2 separate regions of the Mus musculus genome follow, and region 1 is linked to region 2. Evidence: chromatin loops called from intact Hi-C (ENCODE). Cell type or tissue: gastrocnemius. All regions are shown on one strand. Links, peaks and the distances in the headings refer to the core of each region. The heading gives the core; the rest is flanking DNA. Region 1 has its middle 6.9 kb from the start of Spcs3. Region 2 overlaps Wdr17 (WD repeat domain 17).

Region 1 (5,390 bases), core at 205-5,204, 120 kb after region 2:
TGAAGGCTAGCAATATCCATCCATGTTAAAGAAATTGAAAGAATGCTTGCCAGGGGTTGCAGTGAGGTGAGAGAGTTCACTGGAAAAGTGATGTAATTTTCTGGCAAAGAAGAAAAATTTCCTATCTTTATGTAACTTATGATAACATAAGAATGTATATCTTAAGATAAATAAATCTCTGTTTTCCAGTTGAGATCTATGCCTTGAACTACAGGAAATAATAACTGTTGCAAATCACCAAGAGAAAGGAAAGCACAGTGGTACCTGAGAACCCAAGGTAGAAAATTCACAAGTTCAAGTCTAACCTGAGATACATAGTGAAACCCTATATTCAAGTATCATTAAAAAAACAAAACACCACAAAAGCACACACACACACATACAAAGAAATGTCTCACACACATACACACACACACACACACACACACAAAGAAATGTGTAATGATCCCTAATGTGTCTTATTTCTCACTTCCTATACTTTATAGAATAAAAGTGTACCTCCTTCACGGTCCCCATTTGTGATGCTCCATTCTGCTCCCACAAAATTCTTTTGGTTTACTACAACTACAATCATGACTTCTTCTGAATTATACTCATATTCAGACTTTCTGTCCATGAAAGACTAGATATAATAGAATGGAGAGATGGCTCAGTGGCTAAGAGCACTGACTGCTCTTCCAGAGGTCCTGAGTTCAATTCCCAGCAACCACATGGTGGCTCACAGCCATCTGTAATGGGATCTGATGCCCTCTTCTGCTGTGTATCTGAAGACAGCTACAGTGTACTTGTCACATATATAAAAATAAATAAATAAATAAACAAACAAACATATAAAGCCAGAAAGAAAGAAAGAAAGAAAGAAAGAAAGAAAAAAAAGTAATCTTGATAACCAGAAAGACCTGTTTAGCTTTAAGTTTGGTCCATGTGAGACACTGTGATGAGACTTGATAATCATTCTCCACAATGCATTGTCATTGTCAACATCGTTGTCATCTTCATCTTATCTAGAATCCTATGAGACCAAAAGTTAATTAATCAGTCATTAGAAAACTCAAACAACTCAATTCTGCAGTACTTCCACCAGGACTGTGTGTTGACCAGACAAGATCCGATTGCTATCCAGGGAAAGAAAGCTAACTCATGTTCAGTAATCAGTCAAGGTAGAATCTTTACCTTTCAAATTATTCACATGGATCATGCCCTCCCTTCACTGTGATCATTTCCTAGGAATCAGAGGAAAGGATGCTTTTCTGATACAGCCACATGCAGTGACCAAGGTGCCTAACCCATATTATACAGAGGGGAAGGGAGATTAAGTGGTTTTCTCTAGTTTAGGTTTGGGTAGGTTGTTCCAAAGCTCAACAATTTAAGTTTTCTTTAGCGTATCGAACATGCAAGGTCTATGAAAATATCCTGACTGTTCACTCACTGTTGAGTAGCTTTAAGGTTAAAATGTAGACCGTTGTCAAACAAAAGTAGGGCAAAAGGATGACTATAGGACTCATTCACAATATTGAACTATGGTCTCAATGTCTGCCAACATTAATTTGACATTTTATTACCAATTAAGTGGCACTGGGAGATGGGGCTTTTGAGAGGTATTTAGATTATGAGGGCATCATCCTCATGGGTTGACCTAATGTCTTGATAAAGAGTTTTAAGGTAGTAAATTTTGTTTTGTCTTTTTGGCTCTTCTGTCTGTCCTGTACGGAGCCGAGTCCATCCCCTTGGAAGAATATCAGGGGGGAGCACCCAACTCAACAGCCTCTTGACCTTGCACTTTCCAGAACTCTAAGAAATACATTTTTCTTCATTTTTATGAGTTACCTGGCAAATGGTATTCAATTATAGCAGCAAAGGTATATTGTAAACATATAATCATAGGAAGAGAAATAATAGTTGAGGCAACATACCATCAATAGCCATACCAGTGTATCAAAGGTCTGATATAGTCCGTCTGGCAATAGTGGGAAGGTTCACATACCTAACATGCAGCTTCACTCTCTGGATTAGAAAACAACTCAGTTTCATATGTCTGAAGCAGGCATAGCCTATGCATCAAAAATATAAAATTCTTGGGTTGTACATCTCCCCCTTCTGGACATTCTGTAGTCATTACACTCATCAACACACTGGATTTTTGTTAGCTGTACAAGCTTGAGCCCATCAATATTTTATCACTGGTGGGTTTGAGGTATGAGGTCTACCCCTACTAGAGAGACCATAGGCAATTAACGCTTGTTGCCAGGGGGAATCGTGCTTTCTTCAGTGGTGTAGCCCCATTGGGTAACTTCCACTCATGGTTGGCCAAGTAACTGAACTTAAACACAGCATGCTACACACAAACAGAAGACATGAAAATAAGAGGAGACTCATTGAGAAGAAGGATGCTAGTGGGAGAGGGAGGAGGATGGACGAGGAAAATGGGGGTTGAAAATGGCTGAAATTTATTACGTAAAAACACAGAACTTTAATTAAAAACACACCAAAAAGTATGTCTGTAAGAAGCACAACTTAAATTTGCAAGCTTTAAAAGTTTATCATAAAAATGAAGTGGCATAGATAAACTTGATAGCCTTTAAATGAAACTTTATTTGCTTATTTAAAAATGCAATTGCATAATGCTCAGAATTTTAAAAGCATCTAGTCCAAATGCTCATTAGAGTATTTAAACAAATATATATCAACAATTATATGTTATGTTTTATTCATTTTTGTATTTTATTTGTAAGTGTGTATATCTGAGTGTGTGCTGGTACCCACAAGGTCAGAGGAGGGAGCCAGATGCCATGAAACTTGAGTTAAAAGTGGTTCTGGGCTGCCTGGTTGTGGGTTCTGGGAACCAAATCTGAGTCCTCTGTGAGAGCAGCCAATGATTTTAACTTCTGAGCCATCTTTCAAGTCCCCTTATGTTGTGTTTTAACAACGCATATGCTTTTGTTTTCATTTACTAATTTATTTGTCTGTTTATTTTGACAATGGTGTTCTATAAATGTATTCATTTTAAAGGACTTTGATTAAACGTATTTCTCAAGTCTGTACATGCAATACCATCTAGTTAACAAAATAATTACTAGATTTCACTTTAACTTTTTATTTTTAGATAACCTCTAGTTTTGAAATTAATGAAGCTTTACAGAATCACTTCCAATAAACTCGTGAACTAAAATTTAACTCACAATCTGGCGATGACTCTGATGGTCATTTTGACCCTTTTAGGACTACTTATTCTTTGAATACCTTTATATTTGATTCTTTGACTACGTCATACAAACTCAGTTTTTCTTAAGAGTACAGCTTCAACTTATATTTTGTATTAGTACCTCAAGGAATAAAAGCAATAGAGTGAATGAGGATTAACTAGCCTGGCTTACAGGATGTGACCCAGGAAGTCCAACAACAGCCGTCTCACACCAGAAAGGCTGAGACTCATGAGTTGTTCAGTCCCAGAGGCTGGCTGTCTTCACAGTCTAAATCTGGCTCTAGGACCCTGGAGGACTCCTGGAGAGCAGCTTCTCCTCAGCCTCCTCAGAATCCCAAAGAAGCTGATTCTAACACCTGTGAAGGCATGAAGCCATAACAAAGAGATGAACTTTCAGGGAATGTGAAAGCAAGCAGGAAAAATAAGCAGGATTTTCTCCTTTCGTGTCATTTGTTTTTCTTAACTGCCCTAGAAGGTGCCACCAAGACTTAGGTAGGGCCTTTCTGATTCAAATGATCTGATTTAAAAAGCCCCTTATACGAATGACCAGAAGCTCAGGTTTCAGTTGATTCCAGATGTAGTCAAGTGTGCAACCAAGAACATATACTTAAATGTAGAATGTCGGCCATTTTGATTTTAAGTTTAGAATCTTAGTAGTGTTTGCTATAAACAAAGTGATTAGCTGTCTTGCATTATAAAAGTGACTTTTCTTTTCTCCTAACATCTAAAAGATCTAGGATAGAAAGACCTGTGCTTCAAATAGATCCTGCTCCAGTTCTCCCCATAGAAACATCTGTTGATATCCGTAGCTAAGAAAATGAATATGAAGATCAATGAGCAATAGCCTGTGGCTCAAGCCATCACTCTTTTTGACGCTACCCAAGTGCTGTGTGCTGAGAGCTCCTCACATGAGTTCTTCTATCTTCATTCACCAAGAGCAGCCACTAGCCTTTGGACTCTACAGAATGATCAGTATTTGAGTGTAACAACTTAAATTAGGTCGGCACAATTAAAAACCGACTGAACCGTGGTGAAGAGCTGGCAAGCATAATTAAATCCTTTACAGACCATCAAGCAGTGTGGCACTATGACTTTGGTGGATATGTATCCTTTTGGCCTCTAGGGGTTCCTTTCATTAAAATAATTTAAATGCCATTAAACTGTTAAAAAAAAAATCAGGCAGCGATTGCATTGGTATGGAGACATGTATTTCTTCCTTTTCTTCTTCAAAAATTAAATAAATGAAAAGATTTCTGTGCATCATAAACTATTCTCCAGGCTTAGATTCTGTGCCTACTGTGGTGAAAGGTTAAGCCAGCTCAAGCACAGGTTTATATGATCTTTTCACACATGACAGTCTGAGGCCCAAGCTCAGGCTTGGAACGCTCACACGGGGTTAAATATTTGATCACTTATTTCTCAATGATCTTTGGTCAGTGCAACAAAATAATGAAGTCTTGAAGGGGCTCGATTTACATCTTTATTTTTCCACATAAAGAAGATAAATTAAAAATGGCAATCAAAATATTACCTTTGTTACTAATAAAACAATATTGGCTCGTGTGGTGGTTTTAATGAAAATAGCCCTCATAGGCTCAGAGCAAGTGGCACTATAGGGGGTGGTGGCCTTGTTGGAGTAGGCGGGGCCTTGTAGGAAGAAGTGTGTCACTCTGGGTGGATTAAATGATTTCCTTTATGAGAGTTTCAGTGGTCATGGTCTCTTCACAGCACTAAAACCCTAACTAGACAGCCCTTACATTTACTTATAAGAATGGTAGTAGCAACAGCAGGAGCAGGGGCTGGCTGTCCCTGACTCAGTTGCCTACCTTTGGATTCTGTTTCCCTAAATGGGCTGCATTGTCTGGCCTCAATGGGAGAGGATGTACCTAGTCTTGCATCGACTTGATGTGCTCAAGGGTAGGAAGAGTGGATTAAGAGGGTGATACCTAGATGGGGACCCTCCCTTTTCAAAGGAGAAGAGGAGAAAGCAATAGGGGAATATCTACTCAAGAGGGTACTGGGAGAATATTGGGATGTAAAGTGAATAATAATAATAATAATAATAATAATAATAATAATAATAATAATAATAAAGAATTATAGTAGCTCTTCTGAAACAAAGAGGACCACTTTAGTAAATTCCACCGCCCCAGTGAGAACCTAAATCCTAAGACATAAGATAGAAAGG
Region 2 (5,390 bases), core at 121-5,120:
TTCTTTTTTATTAGATATTTTCTTTATTTACATTGCAAATGCTATCCCGAAAGTTCCCTATATCCTCCCCCTGCCCTGCTCCCCTACCCACCCACTCCTACTTCTTGGCCCTGCTGTTCCCCTGTATATTTTCTATCGGCAATAAAATATCAGTAAAAGTTAAGAAAAAACATTTGGGAATAGATAGACCTAATAGATCTCCTTTATGTCTGCTGTAAGAAAATTCACATGTATGAGACATAAAACTTTTTTTTTAAATTGTATTGTTTTCCATGAGTGGGTGCTTTGCTTGCATCTGTGCACTGTGTGCGTGTTTGATACCCAAGGAGGGCATCAGATCACATACAGCGGGAGTTACAGGTGGCAATGAGCCATCATGTGGTTGCTAGGAAATGAATCAGTATCTTCTAGAAGAGTACCTCTTTTAACAACTCTGTACCGTCTGTCCAGCTCCATAAAAAATGCTTTTTAAACATGCTAAAAAAATAAAACAAACAAACAAAAAGTTGTGTTCCATTGGCACAATGTTAACATTTTGGAGAAGTTATAATTTAGACGTAAAATTGTCTTTCAGCTCTGTTCGAATCTGGGATTATACTCAAGATGCTTGCGTAAGCACTCTTAATGGACACACTGCACCTGTGAGGGGGTTAATGTGGAATACTGAGATTCCATACCTACTAATCTCTGGAAGCTGGGACTATACTATCAAAGTGTGGGATACTCGAGGAGGAGTTTGCCTAGATACTGTGTATGATCACGGTGCAGACGTTTATGGTAAACTCTTTTCCATGTACTTGTAATTTTGATGTAATTATGATGTTTATTTTTTTGAACAATGCAATATTCTTAAGCCACAGTATTTTATTTTGAAATGACATTTTTTTTCCACAATGGAGTAAACACCTGTCTGTTTTTTGTAAACCTGTTAGAGTCACCGCAACATAGCCAAAGAAGACGCTAGGGATTGTTCAGATGAGGGGGTTAATTAGCATATGGAACTCATTCTACAGGAATTGAGCTTCTGTTACATGTATGTGTGGCAGGTCCATATATGCAGGTTGGATCCTGTCAGTTCCCTTGCTCCAGATCATGAAACTAACAATCGTGCTGATATAACTTATCTGACCATTATCTTATTTGGGGGGATCGCGGGCAATGTTTGTTTCTTGAATATAACAATTGTTAGTTCAATTAAGCGTGTGATGGAAAGCAAATTGCCCATTTGTGTTTATATTTTCTGTTATTCTTAAGCCTTGCAGGGGGTAAGTAGACATTTCCTAGAGAAAAAGGACCAAATCCATGCATTTACAACTGCGTGTTTTCCTTCAGAGGTCTTCTATTTGAGCTTGTAAAGGCCTGTCCCTGGGTGAAAAACTGCAGGCAGGCTGACTGCTGAGAGGAAGAGAATCAGGGTTTTGTTCCAAAGATGAATATACAGTCAGTCATCCAATCTCTAATGGTCAGCCCTAAACACGTGTATATATGGGCAACACAAAATAACATCAGTAGGCTACATGTGTATACAAACACACATATGTACATATAAAACAATCACTACAGAAGAATATATCTGAATCTGGGCAGTAAGGAGTGTTGGGGGGTGGAAAGCTATAGCACACACACAAACATATATGTGAGTGTGTCTGTGTGTGTATGTGTATACACACACAACATTTTCTGTTGTCTGAAGTTAAAGGTCTTTTCATTTTGAAACCTGAACTTTCATTTATTCATCTGTTAATTCATAGATTTCATGAACCCTAATGGAATTACAATATACTTCATGCCTAAGCAAATGAAATTTTGTTTTCTTATATTCATACATTTCTAGCTATATTTACAGAATACGCTAAGCAATGTATTGCCTTCTTGTATTAATTAGATACAAGTAGAAACTGGGCTCAGAGAGCCTCTGAGTTACTCACATTCCTTCATAACTTCAATTTTGTCATAGTTTAATAAAAAGGTACATATTTTTTAAAAGAAGCATTTGCTGGGCTTATTTTGGTTAAAACAGGCTTGTTTTTTTTTCCCCACCAGGTTTAACTTGCCATCCAAGTCGTCCCTTCACGATGGCTTCCTGCTCCCGAGATTCTACAGTGAGACTCTGGTCATTAATACCTTTAATCACCCCTTTACAAATAAATATTCTGGCAGACAGATCTTGGGACGAAGTTATCGGAAACACTGGTATTGAATATGTGCATGTACTTGATCTTATCTTTAAATAATATTTTCTGAGTAAAGTTCCTCAGCGAACCGTCTCTTTTCATCAGATAATGCGATACGTCAAGACTGTCCTCCTCTCCTCTGCGGCAAAGTGTCAAGAGACATTAAACAAGAAGTAGAAAAACTAACGTGCAACCCTCGGGCGAAAAAGCTAAGACTGTTTTCAGAATGTTTATCAGTAAGTATTATAGGAGTTATAATTCTTACGCCGTCTCATTAGCCATCATGAGTCACCACAACTATTCTCTTTAAGCTGCTTCCTGCTTACATTCACCATCCCAGCTCAGTATATGAATTTTAACATTATCTGTACAATATTAGAGAGCAGATCTAAATCCAGAAGAAAATAAATGAGAATGTGCTTTTAGATTGCTGTTACTTTTTTTTTTTTTTTTAATTCAGAGAACTGTACGGTATGATACCCCTGAAGGCATAAAGTACTAGGAGAATTTCTTTTCTGTGCCATTGTTTTTGATTACTCAGTACCTACTTCCAGCCTCCAGGTGGCAGTGACAACTTGTGGAACTTGGTGTCCGTGATTAAAGGACAAGATGACAGCTTGCTCCCTCAGAACTACTGCAAAGGAATGATGCATTTGAAACACCTGATCAAATTTAGAACCGTAAGTTCTATACAGTGCACAAGCGCGGTATACTCAAACCAAAATTTCTGGGTTTTATCTACTAAAGGAAAATTGCTGGTAGGCTGAAATAAACACAGAAAAGATAAAATAGTGAGACCAATACTGGAAAATATGAATTATTTAAGAAGAGATTAAGGTGGCCATGGATTCTATTAGATTGAATTCCATGAGTCTGCAAGTTGAATTTGGACCCCATGAAAAGCTTTATCTTTACCCTGTGACCTCGGGTGATTATAGTCTATGAACTCTTGTGACTTTTGGTTACCTTATGTCTAAGAGAATATACTTCATCAACAATAAACTCAACCCTGGGAGCAAAAAATAAAAAAGCAAAGTTTATATATTTTAATAAAATATAAATAGTTCAAACAGCAAGAAAGTAATACTAAGACTAAGATTCGATGATTACCTTCATAAAAAGAGAATTCTTAAGTCACAAATGAAATGCCTGACAATTATTTTAGAAGCACACTTACAATATGGGAGATTGGAGAGCATTTTTCTATATCCAACCAATTGTATCCCAGCACCGTTGGCCTCTGGAATTCTAAATAACCTACACTGAGAAAGGGTAAGGACAGTAAGAATAAGAATGGGACTCCTATTCTTTCTCTCAAATGTATGTATTATGTAAGTAAATGTAGATATTCTGGGACAATGAGACAGACCTCTTCCAAACCGCTTATTCCATGAACTGATCAAAACATTATATCCTACAGATAAAAAGTACCACATTTAGAGGATGGAGAAATGACTCAGAGGTTAAGACCACTGGCTGCTCTTCCAGAGGTCCTGAGTTCACCTAGCAACCAGATAGTGGCTCATGACCATCTAAAATGAAATCTGGTGCCCTCTTCTGGTGTGCAGGCATACATGCATGCAGAATACTGTATACTAAACAAGTAAATTCTTATAAAAGACATATCCCATTCAAACATTTAACTGTCAATAGTGCCTGCTTTAAGACTATCTGTTCTTCTACTCATTTCTACACTTATATTTTTTTTTCAGTCAGAAGCCCAAGAACTAACGACAATCAAGATGTCTAAATTTGGTGGTGGTGTTGGCGCACCTACTAAGGAGAAAAAACTGAAGGAAGCTGCTGAAATCCACCTGAGATTAGGACAAATACAGAGATACTGTGAACTCATGGTCGAACTTGGAGAGGTAGTGTGCTATTCAAGGAAAAGTAGTGTGTCTAACATAGCAGCCCACACGGGAAGGAGTAATTCCATGTAGAGGTTAACTCTGCCACATAAAATTCCTTCTTTGCCAAGTTCATGCCAGGTGTACACCCCACAGAAACAGTAAAGTGGGGTCTCTGGACTAACACAGGAGCCCCACTTAGGAACACCTATGTCCCACGTCAGACCTACAAATCATAAATTCTGGTGTGCGGCTCAGCCACCCGTACCGGCTTTTATTAGCCATCCTGGATATTCTCATCTCCGCTGAAGTTGGAAAATTGCTTCCCAGATCTTTAATGTACATGTGCTGGCTCACATGCTCAGAGCAGGATCTCTTCCCCTTCTCACAATGAGACTTATTCAACCACATGACAGGGACTTTCATAATTTCTAAAGAAGACTAAAGTAACAAGCACAGATTTCACAAAAGCTTAGAGTGCTATGTATAAAAACAATTTAGAAAATAGCCTTTGCTTGACAGGTGGGTACTGACTGAAATGAAATATGGAGACAGCAGGGGCTTCTGTTCTTGGACCTGGAAACTGGTTACATGGTTATGAAAGTTCATTGTCTTTTACCTTCTTTTTTTTTTTTTAAATGTGTTTAGATGAGAACAAGTTACTACTCTATCACAACAAAATGAAAGGCACGGTGGCAAGAATACAAAACTTTATTCCTTTTTAAGAGCCTCTAGGTTACTGACATTTTTATTAAGATCCCATACACAGGGCCTGGAGAGGGCTCAGTGGCTTGGCATGCTTGCTTCTCTCCCAGAGCACTCGAGTTTGATTACATCATGCTCACAACCATCCATAGCTCCAGCTCCAGGGGATCTGACCCCTTCTTCTGGCTTCTATAGGCGCCCACAGTCACGTGGTCAACACTTACATACATAGACCCATAAATAAAAATCTATCGAAAACAAAGAAACATATAAACAACATTAGTAAAAATTAAACATGAAGTTGGTCAGAGAATATCAAAATGCAACTTAGCCCTCTTTTTTATAACTCTTGATTCACTTATAGTTAGACAGTGAATTGCAGATTGAACCAAAATAATAAAATACCCTGGATTACTAAAAAGGTACTTAAAAGTATTTAAAGTACTAAAATTTTTTCTCCTCTCATAGTGATAATTTGGTTAAATTTTAATTTTCAGCAGAGCCTTAAAAGTCAGGGTGACAAGTGGAACAGGGTGACAAATTTGGGGAGAATGGTGAAATTTTTCATGGGGGTTTACTTCTATTTGAATATATGTCATCTTAAACTCTCTTAACACATTTTCAGTTGGGAATCTATCTATGAATTTGTATGGTTGGTCTGCTG

What was found. A loop is a pair of places that touch in the nucleus more often than their neighbours do. Peaks named below come from ENCODE experiments on the same cell type or tissue, not always from the same donor. Only the 100,000 strongest peaks of a DNase experiment are listed, where the experiment ranks them.
Region 1: a loop joins it to region 2, with 9 times the contacts of the local background. A loop is called at or near these places in 19 of 42 quality-filtered maps.

What each region holds. Positions count from the first base shown.
Region 1 is chr8:54,534,194-54,539,583 of GRCm38, reverse strand. No RefSeq gene overlaps it. Among named protein-coding and RNA genes, the nearest start is that of Spcs3, 6.9 kb to the right of the region's middle. In gastrocnemius, for the core only: a CTCF peak has its summit at 2,104 (motif pointing left); no DNase peak of the experiment used is centred there.
Region 2 is chr8:54,658,236-54,663,625 of GRCm38, reverse strand. It overlaps Wdr17 (WD repeat domain 17), which reads left to right. Exons shown (of 30, transcript NM_001372370.1): 14 at 575-777; 15 at 2,044-2,193; 16 at 2,280-2,410; 17 at 2,729-2,854; 18 at 3,887-4,042. Among named protein-coding and RNA genes, the nearest start is that of Spata4, 60 kb to the right of the region's middle. In gastrocnemius, for the core only: CTCF peaks have their summits at 2,729 (motif pointing right) and 3,756 (motif pointing left); a DNase peak (open chromatin) is centred at 2,742; H3K27ac peaks cover 257 bases.